Linked DNA regions of Mus musculus: region 1 is linked to region 2. Evidence: chromatin loops called from intact Hi-C (ENCODE). Cell type or tissue: heart. All regions are shown on one strand. Each heading gives the region's core, and the rest is flanking DNA. Links, peaks and the distances in the headings are about the cores only.

What was found. Peaks named below come from ENCODE experiments on the same cell type or tissue, not always from the same donor. Only the 100,000 strongest peaks of a DNase experiment are listed, where the experiment ranks them.
Region 1: it touches region 2 in a loop (2.3-fold over the local background); 11 of 42 quality-filtered maps call a loop at or near these places.

The regions. Positions count from the first base shown.
Region 1 is chr11:119,594,722-119,605,911 of GRCm38, forward strand. Rptor (regulatory associated protein of MTOR, complex 1) reads left to right here and starts at 8,184. Exons shown (of 34, transcript NM_028898.3): 1 at 8,184-9,250. The coding sequence starts at 9,089. In heart, for the core only: a CTCF peak has its summit at 5,729 (motif pointing right); a DNase peak (open chromatin) is centred at 8,250; H3K4me3 peaks cover 1,499 bases; H3K27ac peaks cover 1,518 bases.
Region 2 is chr11:119,487,000-119,498,189 of GRCm38, forward strand. It overlaps Endov (endonuclease V), which reads left to right and starts at 4,348. Exons shown (of 9, transcript NM_001164636.1): 1 at 4,348-4,460; 2 at 4,786-4,957. The coding sequence starts at 4,405. A930037H05Rik (RIKEN cDNA A930037H05 gene) reads right to left here and starts at 4,236. Exons shown (of 4, transcript NR_153849.1): 1 at 4,044-4,236; 2 at 1,903-2,001. It overlaps Rnf213 (ring finger protein 213), which reads left to right. Exons shown (of 68, transcript NM_001040005.3): 68 at 1-419. In heart, for the core only: CTCF peaks have their summits at 4,301 (motif pointing left) and 4,517; a DNase peak (open chromatin) is centred at 4,312; H3K4me3 peaks cover 2,383 bases; H3K27ac peaks cover 1,582 bases; H3K27me3 peaks cover 1,202 bases.

The DNA of each region.
Region 1 (11,190 bases), core at 1,146-9,145, 110 kb after region 2:
GTGAGTTCCAGGACAGCCAGGGCTACACAGAGAAACCCTGTCTTGAAAAACCAAACAACAACAACAACAACAACAACAACAACAAAAACCCCCAAAACCAAAACCAACCAACCAACCAAACAAACAAAAAACCAAAAACTCTAACTGCTGATGAAAAGCAACCAGGAAGGAAAGCCAGAACGTGTGGCTCAGAAATCTCGGGCCACAGTTCACAGAGGAGGGCGAAAGCAGAAACTCAAGGATGCAGCTAGATGGGCAGTGGTGGCACATGCCTTTAATCCCAGTACTTGGGAGGCAGAGGCAGGCAGATTTCTGAGTGGTCTACAGAGTGAGTTCCAGGACAGCCAGGGCTACACTGAGAAAAAAAACAAAAAACAAAAAAACAAAACAAAACAAAAAAAAGGATGCAGCTAGAAGTGATGTCACGTGCTCCCAGGCTTGCCAATAGAAGCTGTGCTCTCTCCTCCTAGGAGTCACTCTCTGGCTGGCCACAGATCACCAAATGCTATATCCAGCTATTTTGTGGCTGCTAAAGGACTTTCCTTGAGATTGGAGGGTGACTGGTCTAGCACTTGGCGTATCTTAACTAATACCAGGTACCAGGTCCAAAAGAAACTCTGGAAAAAATGGCTGTGGTGCCTATTAGCACAGCATAGTCCTGCATCTTGGCCCTTCTCAGCTCTTCTCAGCCCACCCCTACCCTACACATCTGCAGCCATGGGCTTCCTTTCCCCCAGCCTCTCCTTCCTATATAACCATGCCATTTCTACCATGCACCCTCTTTTCTCCATCTCTGTTTTCCTCCTTTTTTGTTCCCTCCCTCCCTATGACTTAGCTCAGTCTGCTGGCCATGTTTAGTGATTACTTTCCTGCTCTGGACTCTTCCAGATGTCTCTGGCTATATTCTCTCTCATATTTCCACTATAAGCCTTCCCTTCCCCTCAACCATACGATGGAGTGGTCCATGTCCTCCCTTATACAGAAGGAAATCATCAGGTGAAGGCAAGGATTCCTGGGCAGGGATGCTCCCATACCCAACGCCGTCCCCTGTGGTGTGATGAGACACACGGTTTTCTGTATGCGTGCCGTGATGGCTCACCTTGGTTATTGACCTGACACCGGGAAAGAGGCTCAACTAAAGATTTCCTTCCATCTGATTGACGTGCAAACGCGTTTGCAGAGGATTTTCTTGATTGCTAATTGATGCAGAAGGGCCCAGCCCGCTCAGGCTGTGCTATTCCTAGGTAAGTAGGCCTGGGCTGTGTCAGAAAGATAGCTGGATGTGAGCCAAGGAGCACCCTTCCTTTGTATCTGTTTCATCTCCCACTCTGCTCTCATGCCCTGCCCTTGCTTCCCTCAATGATGGGCTGTAATCTGTGAGGTAAAACAAACCCTTTCCTTCCCAAGTTGCTTTTGGCCATGGAGTTTATCACAGCGACAGGAAGCAAGCTGGGACACATGTAACCATAACAGAAAGCCAAGGATGACATCGAGTTTCTAAACCCTGTCTCCATTTCCCAAGTTAGGATTATAGGCATATACTATCATGTCCGATTTATGTAGTGCTGAGGTTCAAACCCATGCCTTCGTGCACACAACGCAAGTACCCTGTTGTCCTCAGCACCCACTCCTCTCCCCTTTTCATTTGGAGTTCTGGGACTTGAACCTAGGCCTCACATATGCTAGGCCTGTCCTGCACCATGGAATTAAACCCTCGCCCTGGGTCATTTATTTATTTATTTATTTACAAAACAGTTCATTTATTTTGATTTCATGTACATTGGTGTTTTGCCTACATGTGTGAGAAAGTTGGAACAGGGGTTGCAGACAGTCGTGAACTGCTATGTGGGAATTGAACCTGGGTCCTCTGGAAGAACAGCCAGTGCTCTTAACCACTGAGCCATTTCTCCAGTCCTGCCTGTGTCATTTTTTATTTTCTCCTAATGCTGTGTCTGCAGTGGGCATAGATTGTACGTTTACGATTCAACCTTCAGGGATCTAGAGGAGGAAGGAGGGCTGGCAGGGTCAGCAGCAAGCAGCACCTTTACTCGCTGAACCACGCGTAGCTGTGTCTCTGTGAGTGTATGTACACACGTGCATGTGCTCACGATGAGGGCCCTGGGCCCTCAGAGCTGGACTTACAGGAGTTGGCAGGGTCCCCAGCTTGTTTGGTGAATGCCGGGATTGTATAGCAAGTGCTATCAAACAACTTTCCAGCCTCCCTCCTTCTCCCTTCCATCTTCTTTCCTTAAAAATTAATTTTGAATCTGAGTGTAGTGATACATAGCTTTAATCCTGGCACTCAGAAGACTGAGGATCTCTGTGAGTTCCAGACTAACCTAGTCTACATGAGTTCCAAGACAATCAGGACTACATAGAGAGACCTTGTCTCAAAAAAAAAAAAAAATCAAAAGAAAACATTTTTGGAGTCAGGTACCTTGTAGTTAGGCTGGTCTCAAACTCAGTATGTAGATGAAGGGAACTCTTCGGTTTCCACCTCCTGTGTGCTGGGATTATAGGTGTACTTCACCACGCCCGGTTTGCTCTGTTAATGCAGTGACTCTGTGATGTTACAGTTATGAGCAAATCTTCAAAGCAATGTGGCTAGTAGGTACAGTTTTCTCAATAACAGGCATTTTTTCACTATAGTTCCCAAACTAGATAAGAGTGACCCCCCCAATAAAAATGAAAATCAAGTTATTTCTGTTTATCAAGACCTACATGGTCACTGTTTAAAAATCAAAAGGACTAGATCCATCATTGAGGGTAAAAAAAAAAAAAAACCCACAGGCATAAATACCCTTATGTATTAATATGGGCAGTAGGGAGGGGAAGCAGACACTCGGGCTCAGCGGCCTGTGTTTTCCACTGAAGGTGATGCAGAGCCTGTCACCCACTTCCCTTCCTCTTTGCACTTCTCTGTCAACAAAACATCTGACCTGCAGAGGAAGGTGGCTTGGGATTCTGCTAAAAACAGTAATGATGATCAGACACCATTACCTCCTATCAAGGTACCAACTACCTTGTATCTATTTTAGTTTCTTCTAAACTAAGCACAGATTTCTCTGCAGAGGCCTGGAGCTGGCCAGTCTCCGGTGTGGAAAACAAGAGCTCAGCGAAGCACCAGGGCTCCTCGACTTCCCTGATCTCCAGCCTTGCTCCTGATTCTTGATGACAAAACACATTCTCTGCCCTTGATTGATTTACTGGAGCATCTGCAATATCGGAGAATGACTTGGCCTGGCCTGCCGTCCTGTGCACAGGGTGTCTTTGTTGGGATGGCCTTCTGACTTGAGAGAAGGGTCTCTCGGTTGCAGCAGGCTTCTGCCATGCTAAAAAGTGCTGAAAAGACAGCCACAGCAGTTCTTTCTGGGAAAGGCTGTTTGTCTGAGTCTCTCACCCAGACTGCCTGTCCTGTGCGCCCTCTTCCCCTTCCCGCTGGCTGATATAATGCACAACCAACATTCTCAGGGGCTTGTCTTTGTACTCTTCCTCACTTTACTATGTCTTTGGCATCAGGTTGTCAAAATTCCAAGGATGTGTGTGTGTGTGTGTATTCACGTGTATACATGATTTTCTTTCTCTGTGTCTCTGTCTCTGTCTGTCTGTCTGTCTGTCTCTGTCTGCCTGTCCATCTGTCTTTGTCTCTCTGTCTCTCTCTGTGTATAAGGTATGGATGCTAGAGGGCAGAGGACAGGTATTATTTGCCTTGTTTTTGATAGGATCTCTCACTGACCAGTAACTAGGCTGCCTGGCTATCAAGCCCTAGAGATCTGCCTGTTTCTACCATCCTAAGCACTGGGATTATAACCATATAATGCCTCTCCCACACAATTTTTTTTTTTGAGGTAGGGTCTCATTACTCCTAGGACTGCCAGGCCTGGAACTCACTACCTAGACCAGGCTGACCTTGAACTCACAGAGAGTGGTGAGATTAAAGGCATGTGCTACTCTGTCCAGCATGTTTAAAACAAAACAAAACACAGGAGTTGCTGGGGCTGAAACACAGGCTCTCGTGCTTATAGGAGAAGCTCCTTCCAGACTGGACTGTCTCCTCAGCCTGGCAGTGAGTGTTTTAGGGCTGGTGAGGGGTGATGGGGTCCACCGTGTGAGATGAGGTCCCTCTCCTTTTGTCTGGCAGGTCAGTGGTATTTCCTCTAGTTTGAGGTCAGAGCTGGGCCCAGCAGCCCTTCCTCTCTTCCTGCTAGTCTGCAGCCTGACATTGTCCATGAGCAATCGGTTTCAGAGGCACTCAGCTTGTAAGCACCTTTATTCATGTAGGCAGAGACTGTAATAGACTGTAGGGGAAGGAGGTTGTCCTCAGCTTCCACGTCCAATTTCATAGCCTGACTCAGACCAGATTTTACACATGTCTGGAAATGGGTAACACATGTTTTCATTATTAAATGGTTTCGGTGAGCAGCTTTATGGAAGCCTGTGTCCCTGCTGATAGATGATGGCAGGATACTGAAATGGGAACCACAGGCCCAAGTGGCCAAATGATCACATGCTGTGGAGAATGGACTGTCCTGGCAGAAATGTCAACCCTTTAGTTTTCTTCAGCCTGTCATTTGCTACAGAGGCTCTGCCTTCTGAAAGCCCCCGAGGTTTCCTAGGGTTTGTCAGAGACTTGAATAGAAGTGTCCAGGACACAATGGAAGAGTGTTTCTTTTAAGTGAAAGAAATCTGGCACATCCTTCAACTTTCAGGTTGGGAACTGGGCTGTCAACCTGTCCTTCCTGGCTTTCCCACGAGTCACAGATTTGTTCCAAAGTGTCACCTTCATAGTCTGCATGTTATAGGTATAGAGACTTCAGGGAGAGGCTTTGTCAGAACTTCAGGAATTAGTGGTGCCCTGGGAAATTAAATGTTATTTATTTATTCATTTACTTATTTACTGATTGATTGAGTATTGTTGTTCTGAGCTAGAATCTCATGAAGCCCATTTTTCCCTGTAGCCAAGGATGGCTCTAAACTTCTGAACCTTCTGTCTCCACCTCGCAAGTGCTAGAATTGCATATGTAAGTCTCAATATCCGCTTCTGTGTGTTGTGTTTTGTTGTGTTTGTTTGGTGTGCGTGTGTATCGTGTGTATGTGTATTGTGTGTTGTATGTGTGTATGGTATGTTTTGATTGTGTGATTGTGTGTGTGGTGTGTGTTTATGGATGGTGTGTATTGTACTTGTGTGGTACGTGTACCAGTGTGTGCGCCACACGTGTATGTATGTGTGTATAGTGTGTGTGTTGGGCATGGGGGGAATGAAGCTCAGCTATTGGAGGAGACTTTGGAGAGAGTCTTGTCTCCTGTCCGTAGCTCTGACTACCTTTATCTCTCATTAGGGTTCTCTCAGTAAATAAAACAAATTCCAAATCTGTCTTCCTACATCATCTCCCATGATTCAGGAGTCTAGAGCAGTGGGCTCCTTTGTTACCTTTTTAAAATTTATTCATTTTTTTTTTTGAGACAGGTTTTCTCTGGCTATCCTGGACTCACTTTGAAAACGAGGCTGTCCTTGAACTCACAGAGATCTGCCTACCTCTATCTCCCAAGTGATGGAATTAAAGGCATGCACCACCATGCCTGCCTCTTCTTCCTTATTTTTGTATGTAAACTCACATGTGCTACGTGTGTGGGTAGGCCAGAGGTCAACCTCAGGTGTTGTTCCTAAAGATGTGCCCAACCTTTTAAATGATTTATTTTATGTGTGCATCTGTGTGTGTTACATACATGTGAATACACATGTGTGTAGATACCCACAGTGGCCAGTAGAGGGTGTCAGATGCCCTGGAGGTGGAGTTACATATGTTTGTCTGATGAGCTAGGGGTCCAGTCACATTTTGTTCATTTTTATATAGGGTCACTCACAGGCTTGAAACTTGTAATTTGGATAGGCATGCCTGTTTGTGTATGTGTGTATAAATGTTTACATGTATGAATACAAGTGTCATAGCACATATGTGGAAGTCAGAGGACAACCTTGGCATTGGTCCTTGCCTTCCAGCTTGGTTCCAGGGTCTCTTGTTATTCCAGGGTCTCTTGTTATTCTTGTTCCAGGGTCTTTTTATACTAGGTTCACTGGCCTTCCAGTTTCTGGGAGCTCTCTGCAGCCTAAGGTTGGAGGGATCACCATGTGTGTATGGCACCAGTGGGCATCAGGACTACAAAGTAAAGTGTCAAGGGATACTTTGGGACAAGGTGGAAGCAGGAGGTGCTATGATTTCTTCTATAGATTCTAGAAATTCTAAAGCCCCTGCTGGTAGTGGTGGGGAGGGGCTGGTGGTAATGGGGACACTCGATTTTGGTGCACTGCTCTGAGACTAGGAGGATAATGGGCTCTGTGTGATACTGTAACCTCAGGAATTCTTGGGGGGTGATAACTAAACAGCAGGAAACACTTCCCACATGCTTGTGAGAGGGATCTGAGATTGCAGCCTGGACTCTCAGATGCTAGCAGGGTTGTGTTAGGGACTGTCACATTGTGTCCAACCCTGGATCTACTCTGAGGAACACATCTGCAGATTAACCCAGGCTTTAGTGGTAAGGCCTACAGTTAGTAGACTACATTGGAGTTGTGGGACCTGTTAGCATTCTGTCTAAATTCCACCCCACACTTACCTGGCAACAATCAGGTAGGCCTGACCCACTATAAAAGGGGCTGTTTATCCCTTTCATCCCTCTCTTACTCTTGCTTTTGATCTCTTGCTTCTCTCCTGCTCTTGCTCTCTCCTACCCCTCTCCCTTCCCTTCCCTCTCTCTCCATGTGCTCAAGGCCATGGCTCACCTCTACTTCTCTACTCTATCCTTCTCTCTCCCTTTCTCTGCCTCTACTACCCTCTTAACTCCCCTCCCCATGCCCTGAATAAACTCTACTCTATACATGTGGCTGGTCTCTCAGGGGGAAGGAATGCCTCAGCATGGGTCTACGGAGGAACCCCCTTTCCCCATTCCTCCCCCTCCCCCCATAGAACATATTTTTTCTGTCTTTATCTTTTTATAAACATACCAGGATCAGTCAGAGCTCACTCTCAGTGGTGGCTTGCAATGCCTTCACATCTTGTTTGTTTGTTTTTCAAGGCAGGATTTCTCTCTGTAGCTCTGGTTGTTCTGGAACTACTAGCTCTGTAGACCAGGCTGACCTCCAACTAACAGAGATCCTCCTGCCTCTGCCTCCAGAGTGCTGGGATTAAATACCAGGCCCAGCTTTCAACCCTTCTCTTAAAGTGGATTTTTTTTTTTTTTTAAAGAAAGGGTCTTATTTTGTAGCTTAGGCTGGCCTGGGCATCTTTACAAGCTAAATTTTTATCCTTTTAGTAATATTCTTTAATATTATCCAAACTTTATGGTTCAGGAACCTAAGACTGAGAAAATGCAGCTTGAAATTAGTAACATTGACTAACAGAGGCTCCCCTAACACCAAAGCTGAAGGTGGGCTCAGTTGTTGACTGAACTCTAGCTAAAGGTTAAGAGTGTTTCACTAACCGGGGCGGTGGTGGCCAGCCTGGTCTACAAAGTGAGTTCCAGGACAGTCAGGGCTATACAGAGAAACCCTGACTTGAAAAACCAAAAAAAAAAAAAAAAAAAAAAAAAACAAAAAAAAACCAAAAAACAAAAAAACAAAAAACCAAAAACCAAAAAAAACCAAAAAGTGTCTCACTCGCACCCTGGTTACGAAAGGCTGGCACCTCGTTACATTTACTTTATATTTCCATTGCACCAAAGCAGTTCTCAGAGTGTGTCAATATCTGAGATTTACTGAACTGAACCAGAGAAGTCAACAGCAGGGAGGCTTGCTTCTGTGGGCAGCTTTAGACGTTTGCACATGAAACTGTAGCAAAATAAGAATATACTGTTCAGGAAATAAAGTATATCAGACAAAAAATTCGTAATCGATGAAATCGGTCTCTTTTAAAAGTGGAAATATCAAAAGAAAGTCCCGATAGTCTTATGTGTCTAATATCAATGGTCTTTTCTGAGGCTTTTTAAAAATACCACCTTTTAAAATCATGACGAAACCAAGTGGTTTCTTTCTTTAATATCAAGGCACGAAGCTTTGTTTGTAGTAGCAAAAAGCTTTTAAAAATAACTGAACGGACATAGTTTCAATCGCAAATGGTCTATTTTACTAGTGGAGATCAACTAAGGAGAAAAGACGTGGTAACCTCGGTAACGGCGTGGGGGAAGGGAGGACGGAACACCGAGCTCTACGCCCTAGCAGGGGTAGAGCGGTGAGAACGCTCGAAGAGGTTTGGCTTATTGGACGCGCCGTAGATAGCGGTGCATGCTGGGCCTTGGCAATATGGCGTCCTCCTTGATGTGCTGATGAGAGGAGTTTTCACTGTGGCTCCAGAGCAGAGGGCAAAACTCCCCTGACCTAATAAGCCCAGTGTCCCTGTGCTGTCCGCGGGCCCGTGTCGCGTGTGTATCGGGACTCGTTCCTGGGTAGGAGAGAGCCACGAAGCAGAAGGCCAGCACGGGCCTGGCCGCGCGGCCCGGTGGCTGAGGAGCCCGGCTGCGGACGGGCACGATGGGCCGGTCCTGGCTCAGGTTGCAGCCCCTCAGGCGAGTGCGGGACCCGCAGGGCTGAGAGCCGCTGGGCGAGCCCCGAAGCCCCCCGATCCCGATCCCTTGAGGCCTCAGCCGGGCCAGCACAGTCGGAGAAGCCGCCCTGCGAGCGGGCCGGCCTGCCCGCCGGGAGCCACTGAGGCGTTGGAGGCCGAGAGCCGGGTCATCGCCGGGCCTGAAGTCTCTCCCGCCTCCGCCAGTCCCGCTTGCCGCCCTCCTGACGGCCTGCAGAGCTGCGGGGGCCGGCGACCGGGCGCGCGTGTCGCCGCTCGTCCGGGTCCTGCGGGCTTGGGTACCCACGGGCTCGCCACCCACCCCGCCCCCTCCAACTTCGCGCTCAGAGTTCGAGATAAAGATCTCCGAGGTTTAGCCTCAATAAGGATCTTCGAACGCTCTGCCGCCGTCTCTATTCCCAGCTTCCCGTTTTCCCGTATTTTATTTTACCAGTTCTGGTCCACACTAGTTTTTAAGGCTGGAGGTTCTCGAGCGCCTGCTGCCAAGGACTCCCCCTCCCCCTCCTCCCCTGATGGAGTCGGAGATGCTGCAGTCGCCTCTTATGGGACTCGGGGAGGAAGATGAGGCGGACCTTACAGATTGGAACTTGCCTTTGGCTTTTATGAAGAAAAGACATTGTGAGAAAATCGAAGGCTCCAAATCTTTAGCGCAGAGCTGGAGAATGAAGGATCGGGTGAGTGGCTTCTCATGGCACCTTTTTGAGTTCGTAGTTTTCCAACTAAGAAAGTTCTGAGCAAGGACAGCCTTTTTAGAAGGATGCGGGTATTTCGAAGACACATGTTGCACTAAAATCCAAAAAGCTATTCCAGACTCGGGTTTTGGCTAGTCTCTTCTCACCGAGTAGCGTTAAAAACGAGTTTTAATTCAGAGGGGGGAAAAACACCAAATTAGGAACTATAGTTTCACAGATACTTATATGCCCTTTACTACACTTAGTAGCACTTAGAGAAAAGACAACTTGGGAAATAATAGTTAACGTGCTTAGTCTATTTTTGTAGTCTGCTTTTTTTCAAATAACCAGGTTGCCTGAAGTTCAGATGTCTGATAAAGTGTGTTGGAAAACAAGATGACTTGAAATGTTTAGCCAATAACAAATTCAGGCAAAGTTATTTTAAGGTTGCAGCAGGTTTCATCCCAGTCCTTTGAACATCTTGTCTGTGAGGCTGACTCCCTGTGTATGTGACTTGTGGTCACTGTAACCTGGAGATAAAATTTCCTCAGTGGAAATTAGGGAGCATGGGGTATGATGGATTGGAACCTGGGTTCAGTTTTTTGGCCGTTCTTCTGATCGTGGAGTGTCATGAGATGTTGGTAGCAAAGAAAACAGCCAGCTGTAGTGCTGTTAGTTCCTGGTCTAACAAAAGGGGAGTACTGTGTCTTGTCTGTGCACACCCATATTGTGTGTATGTGTGTTTACTGTCTCTTGTCTGTGTATACCCATAGTGTGTGTATGTGTGTTTAGTTGTTTTCTCCTCCTGGGCTTCTTTCATTTGTGTGAACTTTTCAGTATAAAAGAGGAAATTGGTGTTATAATGTGTCATTTGTTTATACTTGGTATGTTTTTACTTGAGATGATTGTTTTAAAAAGGTGTATGTTGATGAACCCTCAACATAGTTCTAGCAATGACCAGTGTTTCAGTTGTTGATTTGGCTAAATTTTATCAAAAAATTGATAAATTTTTTTGTTTTTTGATTTTTTTTTTTTTTTTTTGAGACAGGATATCTCTGTGTAACATCTCTGCCTGTCCCGAAACTCTGTAGACCAGGCTGGCCTTGAACTCAAGAGATCTGCCTGCCTCATCCTGCTGAGTGCTAAGATTAAAGTTGTGAAAATTTTTTTTGAGACAAGGTTTTATGTAGTGCAGTCCAGCTTGGTGTATAGTCAAAAGCATTTTATGCTGGGCAAGGTAAATCACTCTTGTAATCCCAACACTCTGGATCTTGAAGCAGGAGGATCACAGGTCAAGGTCAGCCCTACTACAACGTGCAAACCCTGTCTTAAACAAGGATAAAAGCAATCTAAGTTAAACTGATGGCTGAGAGAGACTGCATAAAGTCTGTTTTATGGACATGTCTAGTACTAATGAAATAAAAATAAATTTGATTGCAGTGTTTATCTAAAAATAAATTTGTTTTAGAGCAACTCTACTCCCCCCCCCCCCCATTCGATTTGGTGGAGTTCTTATTTTAAACGTTTTTTTCTCTCCTGTTCTTTTGAATGTGGTTTCTTTTGCTACCTAAACCTGTACTCAAACTGTTCAAATCACATTAATGGATATCTTTTGAACTTTTAGTTTAATACTTTTCTAGAGTCAGGGTTTTATGTAGTGCAGGCCAGCTTGGCGTGTAGTCAGAATGACCCTGAACTCATGCATCCACTTCCCAGGTGCTAGGATTATAGGTGTGCACCATGGAATTTACTCTTTTTTTTTTTAAGATTTTATTTTTTTTTTATACATATGACAAGTACACTGTAGCTTCTTCAGAGACACCAGACGAGGGCATCAGATCCCATTATAGATGGTTGTGAGCCACCATGTGGTTGCTGGGAATTGAACTCAGGACTTCTGGAAGAGCAGTCAGTGCTTTTAGCCGCTGAGCCATCTCTCCAGC
Region 2 (11,190 bases), core at 1,167-9,166:
TGCCCTAAAGTCCAATTCCTAGCACTGTTAGAAAGAAAGGTATTAGGATCACAGTGGTGAGCTTTTATTCTAAACTATGAGAGTACCTGTCCTCCGATGTCTGCATCCCAGGTTTTTGGGGGTACAGGGCTTAATGAACTTGCCAACTTGGCCTTGGAGCTCCTGTGATCCATCAGAGGGCAGCTCAGCCCCACACGTCTTGCTGTAAGGCCCCTTCTGGCTTTGAACTAGGCATTATTTTTTTTTTCTGTCATGAAGAATTTTTAATTATGATGCTTTATTTTGTATGCTCTGCTTTTAAAGTCATAACTGTCTGTGTAGTATTACCCACTGTGATGTACAAAATGCATGGATCTAACATTGGCAAAGTAGACTGCATCATGTTTACCATACCTATTTTAATAAACTTGAATTTCACAGCTAAGAGTCCTGTTTGGGCTGGGCAGATGGCTCGGTGACTAAGGGCACTTGCTGCTGAGCCTGACACCTTGAGTTCAGTCCTTGGGACCCACACGGTAGAAGGAAAGAACTGGTTTTCCAAGTTCTCCAAGCATTTGCATGTCCATGCACAAGTACACGTGCGCACACAGTTTCTTTGGAAATGGTTTAGTTTTCTGTGACAGTGTTTCTGCTGTAGTATCCAGTAGGGTTCAGAACAAAGCCTACTCTCTAGATTAGCACATGGGGTGATGCGGACTCTTGTTTATGATAGAGACAACACTGCTTAGAGTCTTCTGCCAGAAGGAGCCTCCCTGAAAATATCTACCAGCAAATGAAGATGAGCTGAGTTCAGTGAACTGGGCTGTGGGTAAGGAAGGCCCCTTAGGAATAGGAAACAAAGGCAGGGAAGTGAAGCCTAAACCATTGTGAGACTTGCTATTTGTTAGCTGAAATAGCCATGAGCTTCTTCAGCTAACAGAAAGTTCCAGTGATGAACAGTCACCACGAAACCAGTGGCTCAGAGGGCTCAGCCAGGACACACTGTGACCCAAGTGCACCAGGTATGAGCAGGAATATCTCTCATGTGCTGTTGTGTGACTTCCTGCAGAGATGTGAGCAAACATCTAGTTACCCCAAAAAATATGTTGGGAAAAAAAACCCACAGAAATGACTCCAAATAAGTCTAGCTTAGTCAGGTACAGGGCACAGGTGACTCAAAAGCTGAAATGCTCAACCCCGCTTGGGTACAAGTTATCAAAGCTACACCTTGGGGCTCCCTGACCCACAAGTCTCTTCTCCCCCAGCTTACTGCTTATGTATCCTTGGAGTCAGTCAATAAGTCTTGGGGGTTCTGGGCTTTCATGCCTAGTAAGTTGCTCCTGAGCTTCCCTTGCTCTGCCTCTCAGGAGCCAGTGCTTCAGTTAGGAGCAAGTATCTCCACAGCAGATGGATAGTGTTGAAGGTCAGGCTGCAGAACAACTGAACCTGGAGAGGTGATTGCTGGCCTCAGGAGAAAACCAGAGGCTCTGAGCTGAATACCAAGCAAGCAGCCACCAGCATCAATACCACATTCTGCATGTTCGTTCCTGCTCCTTTAGTTTGCTACATAAATCTCGGCACGAGCATTCAGAACCTACATGCAGCTGGATAATGGGCATGAAGAAAGCACCTTCCTCCTGAGAGCAATGCTGGCAACTCTCGCTTCTGGTACTCTGGTACAGCACACCTAGAACGTTTCAGAGCCACCTGGGGCAAGAGTGAGGAAGAGCAGGGGTGCAGCCTTACAGCAGCCCCATGCTCTGGGGATCTTCCCGCTGCGCTTCTCTTCCCACATACACATATCAATCAATACCTCAGCCATAACCTCCTCAGAATCCACAATTTCTGTCCCATCTCCATTGGTATGAATGGCTCCCAAATACCAAACCCTGACCACTCTCCAACAAAGCCAGGCTGGCTTACCTGAGTCTGGGTGTTGCCTCTCCTGTCTGCAGGCTTGATGACTACAGGCCAGCCACTCTTTAAACTGCAGTTTCTTCCTCTGCAAAATGCCTTGCCGATCTGTGGTAAAGTAACACAGGACAGATAAGCAATAGCACAGCAGCTGGTGCACAGTGAGCTCTGGAAAACCCAGCTCAAAACCTGCTGGCTTTCAAGTCCTGTTGGCTGTGTTACAGGAAGCCTTTCCCAAACCACACGCTCTAGATTGGTCTAATCTACACTTTTATACTTTCCTCTTGAAATGTACATACATATGACATAGCTATACATTTCTCTGAATTCTCCTAGGACTGTAAGCCAATTGCTACCTCAACCTTAGCTGATGCTGTAAACACTCACCTGCACTCTCACTGCACTCACCACACTCCTGCACACTCACCACACTCACCTGCACACTTACTGCATTTGTACACTCACCATGCTCACCACACTCACCCACACACTCCCGCGTCGGGACATTTATACCGTTGTTCCCTCTGCCCGCCACATTCCCACTCTTTCTTCTTTGTCCTGTGCATGGATGATGATGAATTCTAATCATTTCCATCCCCATTGCCTCACTCATCCCCTTCCTCCCTACTGAAACCACTCATCCCAACAAGGGTCCTCCTACTTCCTTGTGTCTTGTGTGTGTGGCAACAGTGGCCACACCACTGAAGAAAGTGACAATCTACCCCACAGTAAGCATTAAGTGCCAAAGTCCTTTAGGGAGCTGTGGGACAACTTTCAGGTCTCCCAAGCCTCACACAGGCCATTCCCACCTCCAGTTCAAAGTCCTCTTCCCATGTTTGTTTATGATTTTTCCCTCACAACAGCACAGTACAGTTCTACATACTCTCCCATTTTCTTGTTCTGGACTCAATGCCAGCATTTCCCAGAACTCAGAAGGAAGAGATCCCTAAGGAACTACTGGTCTAAGAAATAAAATATGAACCATCCGTTTCTAATACCAGAGAAGGTACCTTAGATACACTTAAGTTTACCAGATCATAAAAAAGCAAGAGGTCGCAAACCCCAGTCCTTCCTGCTGGTACCTGCTGGCCTTGGCTCTTTTGTCTTAAGGTAAAGACAAACAAAAGGCTACAATCTAGAGCTGGAGAGCTGGTTCAGCAATTGCCAAATATGTGCTGCTGTTTCAGAGGGCCCAAATTCAATGCCTAGCACCCATGTCAAGAGGACCACAGGCTCCTGTAACTTGAGCTCCAGGGGAATCTAACTCTTCTGGTCTCCGTGGGCACCTGCATTCGTTACCAGACTTACAAGAATGAAAATAAATCTCTAAGAAAAAAAAAAAACACTACAGTCTGCTGAGCTCATGTCATTGAGAGGGAGATACACATTAGGTAAGGCTCTGGGTACTAAACGGACAGGATGGGTATTTGGGGTAAGAGACCTATACTAGAAACAGAAAGACTGGTCCTCATTAAGTACTCACCCAGCAGGAAATGAATGAGGCAGACTAATGCAATCAAGAATATAAAAACTACAGTTCTGCACCAAATCGTTGAGCATAGCCAACTTTGCGTTTTGTTTTGGGTTGACACCCTGTAGTGCCTAATCTTGTTTGTGGACTTGGCTATATCTGGAATGAACTAAAACCTAAGAGTCCAGATACCTGCCCTCTATCTAGGACACACCTTCTGGTGGCAGCCTGTATAAAAAGACATGAAAGAAGGAAGCTTTTGTTTTTTGCCTGCTTATGGCAAGCTCTAAATCCCCTTTATGTATTTTCTATCGGTTCTCTTCCTCTAGAAGAACCCTAACTAACACACACACACACCCTGGTCTGGAGGATCCTTTGTTTTTGTTTTTTCGAAATGGGATTTCTCCGTGTAGTCCTGGTTGTCTTAGAACTCAATTACTGTAAACCAGGCTGGCCTCGTATTCAGGGATCCTCTTTACTCAAATGCTGGAATTAATGGAGTGCGCCCACGCCCAGGACCCTCGACTTCACTGGTTTTTGAGTTCTTATTCCGGACTAATTTCTCACAATCGGTACAACTGAAAAAATCTATGCTGCAAAGGTGTCTCAAGTTTGCACAGAGGTTTTCTGCTCCGCAAGCGCGTGCTCATACGCAATGTGTCGATGTGCGGACCCGAACCTGGCAGTAATTGGAACCGCGTTACCCCAGGGCTCAGGGCTCCGTGTGTGCGAGGGATGCAACTGCTGGCCAATCTTTTCAGAGCGGGGCCGAAGCTGCTGGAGGGCTGGAGGCGCCAGGTAAGGCGCAGAGCTGGGCTTGCATTTCCCAAACCTGTGCGCCAACCCACCTACGGGACGGGACGCCGGCATCTGAGAGAGTCGCGCGGGAAGAAGTCAGCGCTCGGCGCCCAGCACTGCTGTGACAGCGGCCCCTGGTGGCGGCAACCTCAGCTGAAGCGGAGGGACGCTAAACGAGCGAGGCTAACAGCTCGGCGCCGGCGCTCCGGAAGTGACGTCCTCAAAGCCTCGAGGCGCTAGCCATGGCTCACACGGCCGCTGAGCGGCCGCCAGAGGAAACCCTGTCGCTGTGGAAAGGGTAATGGGGTCGGGGTCGTGCATTAGCCAAGGGGGTGGCCTTCTCCAGTGACCTCCGACCTCACAGCCCCTGTGGCGGCTGGGAAACTGACCCTCGGTGCTGCGGCACAGGCCTGCTCCGGGCCGCCGGCTGCCGGAAGTTGCAGCCAGCCTTTGTGGGCGTGGTCCTCGTTTCCGGTACCGGGGATTCCCATCGCCGAGAGCTTTTCCTTCTCAGTGTGGCTTGATGGACAAAAAGGAGAGAGGGTGGGCTGGGAGGGGGGACGCCCCGAGCGTCGCGCTCTTCCCATGGGCCCTGAGCCCGTTTGATGTTCGTGTCCTATTAGGGAACAAGCCCGGCTGAAAGCGCGCGTGGTGGATCGGGACACGGAGGCCTGGCAGCGGGACCCCAGCTTCTCGGGCCTGCAGAAGGTCGGGGGCGTGGATGTGTCCTTCGTGAAAGGGGACAGTGTCCGGGCCTGCGCTTCCCTGGTAGTGCTGAGCTACCCCGAGCTCAAGGTAACCCGGGTGGGATGTTGCGCCCGGTGCAGTTCGATCGTAGGCAGAGAGCCAGGGTCCAGTTTTATAAAATTTACTTTTTTTTTTTAATACTTGCACCCCGTAGTGTATATATATATATTTGATGCTAGGAAGCCGACTCAGGCCCTCGAATGTGTTAGGCAAGGGACTGATACACTTCCACCCCGTTTGTAGAGTGTAATGAATAGATTGGAATGCCTTTGAAGAAAAGTTTTCAAAAGCAAAAAGCAGAGGAAATATGGGCACCAGGATGCTTGTGATGTACATAAACTCCCACGGGTCTACATATATGTACACAAATGGTGAATTAAAAGTAGTTTTTAAAGGATCGACAGACAATTCCAGGTCTGGTTGTTGTGTTTCTGATCAGATGGAAGGGACTCGGAAGCCCAGGGACCTTAAAATTCTGAGGGGAAAGGTGTCCCAATGGAAAGGCATCGTGAGACACAAGGACCCGGGAACCACACAGCTCTGAGAGGAAGCCTCAGCCCCGCTCTCTCCACTTCTCTTCTCTTCTCTTCTCTTCCTTGCTTCTTTTCTGACAGGAGAGTTACACCAAGCAGGAAATTTTATGAAAGAGATTTATTGGAGGGAAGACTCCAGGAGGAGGAGGAGGGACTAATCTAGGAATGGCTGCCCTCTGCTCTCGGGGGGGGGGGGGGGGGGGGGGGGGCAGACAGCAGGAAACTGGACAAAGGGGCAGTGCTTTTATAGGATTTCTGAGGGGACAGAGCTTCTCAGGGCAGAGATTTCCAGAATGAGGATTTGTGGGATCTCAAGTCCTGAGCTTGGGGTGGGCTCAGGGATCATTGGATTTTTCACCTCCTTTCCCTGTATTAGGGCCATGACTTAGAGTAGGAAGTCCTTCCTGGTGGCAGCCAGCTTTTGCTGAGGTGCCATCTCTGAGGCTGCTGGGGAGGCTGGAGAGAGGTGCTGCCTCTGTGAACAACTCCGGTAGTGGTGCTTCATCAAGGCTGTAGGCTGGGGCATTGAAAGAAGGTCTCACCACTGTGGACAGCTCCTCAGGACAGAAGTAGGCTGAGGCAGGAAAGGTGCTGCCACCATGGACAGCTCCTGTGATGGCCTTGGGCTGAGGAGATGTCATAGTGCCTCTATTTTGATAGGCGCTGCCATTTTGGACATTTTACTGCTGCCGCTGTAGCCTGGGTCGGGAAGGAAGGGCCTTCCGCAGCCTTGATGGCTTTTGTGGCGCACTTCTCAGGAACTGCAGTTGTCATCCTGGTTGCTCACCTCAGTGGCACACAGTACACACCACACTTTTCACAAGCAGAACATCTCTGCCTCCCCAAACCTCCTGCTTTCCATCTTGTCTCACAGTAGCGCCATGTTTAAAGTTATTTTTAATTTTTTGAGCTAAAGTAAAAAAAAATATATTTTTCAGCCAGATGTGGTTGCACACACCTTTAATTCCAGCAATCGGCAGGCAGAGGCAGGTCCACAAAGTGATTTCCAGGACAGACAGGGCGACACAGAGAAACCCTGTCTTGAAAAACAAAAAGTAATTTTTTTCACATGTGTTTATTATTATACTTCATTCATATTCTCCCCTGCACAGTATTCCCCAGTCTTCCTCCCAGTTCCATGTCTTCTACCTCTTCAGGACTTCCTCTCTGTCCTTTGCACGTGTGCCACAGTCACCCCTTCTGTAGGCTACTTACCTGTTTCTTCACAGCCTCCGCCCTCCCACCCCTGCCTCAAGTATTGTTCTTTGTTTCTCTCCATGGATAAGAGGGCAGTGTTTGTACAAAACAGGTGTGATCCAATCACAGGCCCTTTAAAACTTCCTGCTTGGCATGGCAGCACACACCCCTGTAATCGTGGCATTTGAGAGCTACAGCAGGAGGAGCAAAGCTCAATCCCAGCCTGGGCTACATGAGATGCTGTCTTAAAACAACAGCAAAAACCCTCGATGCCCTTGCTGTGATCTTTAACCCTCGAGGCCCTTGCCGTGATCTTTAACCCTCGAGGCCCTTGCCGTGATCTTTAACCCTCGAGGCCCTTGCCGTGATCTTTGGTCAGTAGAGTCCATGCTTGTTCCTGTGACTTAGAGGCCTCTTGGACTCTGTCGTCACCTCCTCCACTGCCTTCAGCACTTCCTACACGCTATTTGTCAGAACTTTAAATCCTTCAGTGGTTCTGCTGGCCTGTGTTGGCAGGCACACCTCTCCTAGAGTGGTCGTCACCTGTCTGGCTTCTACTTTCTGTAGCGCCCAGGTTAGACATTACTTGCTCTACTGAGCCTCCTTTATCCCACAAGACCAGCGCTGTCTCTCAGCGTCCTTTCCAGTCTCTGTGGTGGGGCAGAGCAAACGGCCTCCAGCTGGGTCACTTGTACGTGAGTGTTTCTCACAGCTGTGAAAACTGGAAGGTCCACGATCAGATACTAGGACGAGATTGTGAGGTTCTGAGACTTTCGGATACAGACAAGCCCTTCTCTGGGTTCTACTGGTTCTACTGTTGTGGGGTAGTCACCAGAGACGACTGCTCAGACCTGGGCTTAAGCCAGTAGGGAATATTAGCTGGGTGGCCGTTTGAGATCCCATTGTAGCACTGAGCCTTTCTCAGCGTGAGCTTTCAAGCACAAAGCCATTTTCTGGGTTGATATACTTCATTTAACAAGAGCAGTCAGAAGTGGAGCTACAGAAGTTAAAAGGCGAGGTTAGTTCATCTTGAAACTTTGCTAAAACGCTATGGACGTTGTTGATGGATTAGGCCATTGTCTTAGTGCTGTTTATATGCTGAGTTGTGCAGCCGAAATGGTGTTGTCTTCATGGATTCAGCTGTGCTAAGGTCTGGGGGCCAGTTACACTTCCTGTGTCCTCACAAATGCTACCCACTTCTTAGTACAATCATCTTGTATGTTAAAATGTCAGTATATGGGGGCTGGTGAGATGGCTCAGCGGGTAAGAGCACCTGACTGCTCTTCCTGAAGGTCCTGAGTTCAAATCCCAGCAACCACATGGTGACTCACAACCATCTGTAATGAGATCTGACTCCTTCTGAAGTGTCTGAAGACAGCTACAGTGTATTTACATACAATAAATAAATAAATCTTTTTTTAAAATGTCAGTATATGAATTGGAAGACCGTAGCAACCCTGACCCTCTCCTTTGTCATACCAAAATGAGCTTAGCCTGTCTCTCTCTCCAGAGTGTAAACCCTGATGCCAGGAATCATGACTTGCCCTCCTGTGTGTAAGACACTGAGATCCTCTCTAAGCAGATAATGTGCACACGTGAGCAGTCAGCCTGTGGTTTCTCTAGTCAGCGCTCAGCAAGCCTGGCTGCACCCAGATCTAGCTTCCCATCGCTACTCCTCCAAAAGCAGCGCTTCCCTCCTGCCTCTGTGGCTTTGCGCCCTGCCCAGAGGCCCCTTAAGTTCCAGTTCAACACAAAGGCCCCCTGTGCTCAGAGGTGGGTGTGTGGTGGGAAGTAGGGCTCATGTTCTTATGGGTCCCTGGATATTCTCTGATATGTAGTGGGTAAGGGAAGAGAGAGCAGCACTAGTGGCTTGTGTGGACACCCTGGGTCTACCGCACCCCACACTACCCGTGCTCCTCTGTTTTCTTCCGACCTAGTGAGAAGGATTGTCCTAATTGGTTTCTGTTGTCATCTTGACACAATCTAGTGTCACCTTGATAGAAGGAGGAGAGGGTCAATAGGAGGGCCTCAGATTGACATTGTGGCCATGTCTGTGAGAGATTGTTTTGATTGGTTATTGAGATGAGAGGGCCCAGCTCCCTCTGGGCATCAGTGTCCCTTGGCAGGAGGGCCTGGGCTGTATAAGAGAGCTAGCTCAGTAAGTAGTGTTGCTCCATGGTTTCGCCTCGGTTCCTGCTTGAGTTCCCACTGTTTTAGTGGTGGACTGTGACTTGAAGGTGTAAGTTGACATGAACCCTTTTCTCCCCAAGTTGCTTTCGGTCTGAGTGTTTTATCACAGCAACAGATAGGTAACTAGAATAGGATGGTGCTAATGCCAACTGTTAAGAGTCATATAGGTAGGTCTTGTGGTGGTGCACACCTTTAGTCCCAGCACTCGGGAGGCAGAGGCAGGCAGATCTCTGAGTGCAAGGCCAGGGTGACTTCCAGGACAGCTACTGCTACACACAAAAACCTTGTCTTAAAACAAACAAACAAATAAAACAAAAAACAGTTGTATAGGAAGCAACTGGCACAGAATGCCATCTTCCAGCTTTTCTCCTGTGGGACCTCAAACACCCTGGCTTGTGGCTTTAAGCCCTAATGAGTTTAGTTTAGTGTGCCTGCTGTCATAACACTTCTCATCCATGTGAACCTCCCGGGCAGCGATCCATCTTTCCCTCACTGACTGTTCTTGAGGGCGGTGGTATGCCACAATTGTGTTGCAGCCTGGCACCGAGAAGAGCAGCTGTGCCTGCTCGTTCAGTTAGCATTTGCTTCTTGCAGTCCTTAAGTCAGGCAAGAGTTTTGGAAGAGTGTGGCCCATTGGTTCAAAGTTGCCCAACCAGGGCTCACCTGGGAGTGTGTTTAGAGACCCAGATTGCATAGGCAGACCCCTAAAGGATATAGATCCATGGTCACCAAAGCACATTAGTTACTTACACGTGACAGGAATCATGCAGAGGTGCGACTGCAGGTGTGTACAACTGTTTGCTTCCTCATGTCCCAGCAGACCAGAAAGCAGAGGCAAAGGAATGCCAGAGCTTAGCTCTCTCCTTGACTTTAGCCCTGGACCCCAGCCCATGGAATGGTGCTGCCCACACTCAGGGTGGATCTTTCCTCTTGAGTTGAGCCTCTCTGGAAATGTTCTCACAGACATACCCAAAGGTATGTCTCTTTTAAAAGTTATCTTAGGTGTATTTTGTCTACATGTATGTCTGTGCACTGTGTATATGCCTGATGTCCATGGAGACCAGAAGAGGATGTTTGATTTCCTGAAACAAGAGTTATAGACAGTTGTGGTTGTTAGCCTTCATGTGAATACTGGAAATTGAACCCAGGTCCTGTGGAAGAGCAGCCAGTACACTTAACCATTAAGCTATCTCTCCAACTCCTCTTAAGAAACCAAAGTCATCACACTAAATCTGAGCATGGTTTGGAAAGGGCATAACTGGTGTTTAGGACTAGGCTAATTTGTGAGATGGAAGAGATGTTCTAAAGTTAGATTCGGGGGCCTAGAGAGACTGCTTGGTTGTAAAGAATGCTTGCTGTGTCAGTGTTCAGCACCACATGGCATCTCACACCTTCTGTAACTTAGTTCTGGGGAATCCCATGGCTCTCTTCTGGCCTCCATGAACACTACACATATGTTGTGCTTACAGAGTGCAGACAAAAACACTTTTACAATAAACAAAATATGTAAAGTTAGATCATAATGCTGGAAACACCAGAACTCACCAGTTATACCCTCTTGAGTTTTGTAAAGTGGAAAGTCACAGTAAAGCTATTAAATACCATTCCAGAGCCACAGCCCATTTACTGGGGAAACCCATCTCCCACAGCAGGTTCCCCATAGACTAACCCTGCTTGGAGAATTAATAGTCCACCTTTAGACGGTCAGGAATTCTTTCCTCAGCATCCTTGACAGATGGCAGCCTATGGGTTAGCTCCTCCCATAGCTGGCCATCTGTACCCAGTGTGTCCTTTTTCATGGGAAGAAGAGACTTCTCTGTCTGAGTTTTCCTCATGAGTGCTGGCAGCAGTGCCTGCCCTCCTACTGTTGGCTGTTTCCTGTTTGCTCTATCCTGAAGGCCACAGTAACTTACACTGCTTCGTTTGCTGGTGGCCCCTAGTGTTGCTGTCAGCGGCATCCATCTCTGCACCTCACACCTAACGTACCTAACTAAACACAATTATCTAGCAATTATAATTCACCCAGTGTGATAAGTTCATGTGGGTCCGTGAATCTCATATCCACGCACATCTGTGTAAGTTGAGCTTAAGACACTCTAAGCACTTTCCTTAATTATTTTTTGGTATTACAATATGATTACAAATCTTCCCCTTTCCCTTCACGCCCTACGAACTCTCCCGTTTACCTCTTCACTGCTCTCTGTGGAATGTTCCTTGTATGTGTGTGATTTCAGGATTGACCATTGGTTAACCAAAGAGGTGTGCTCTTCCCCAGGGCAGACTATCTCTCCTGCTTCCAGCATTCCTCAGTGGCCTGTGGTTCTTTGTCTGGGGCTGAGGCCTGCTGAGCTCTCCCCTGTC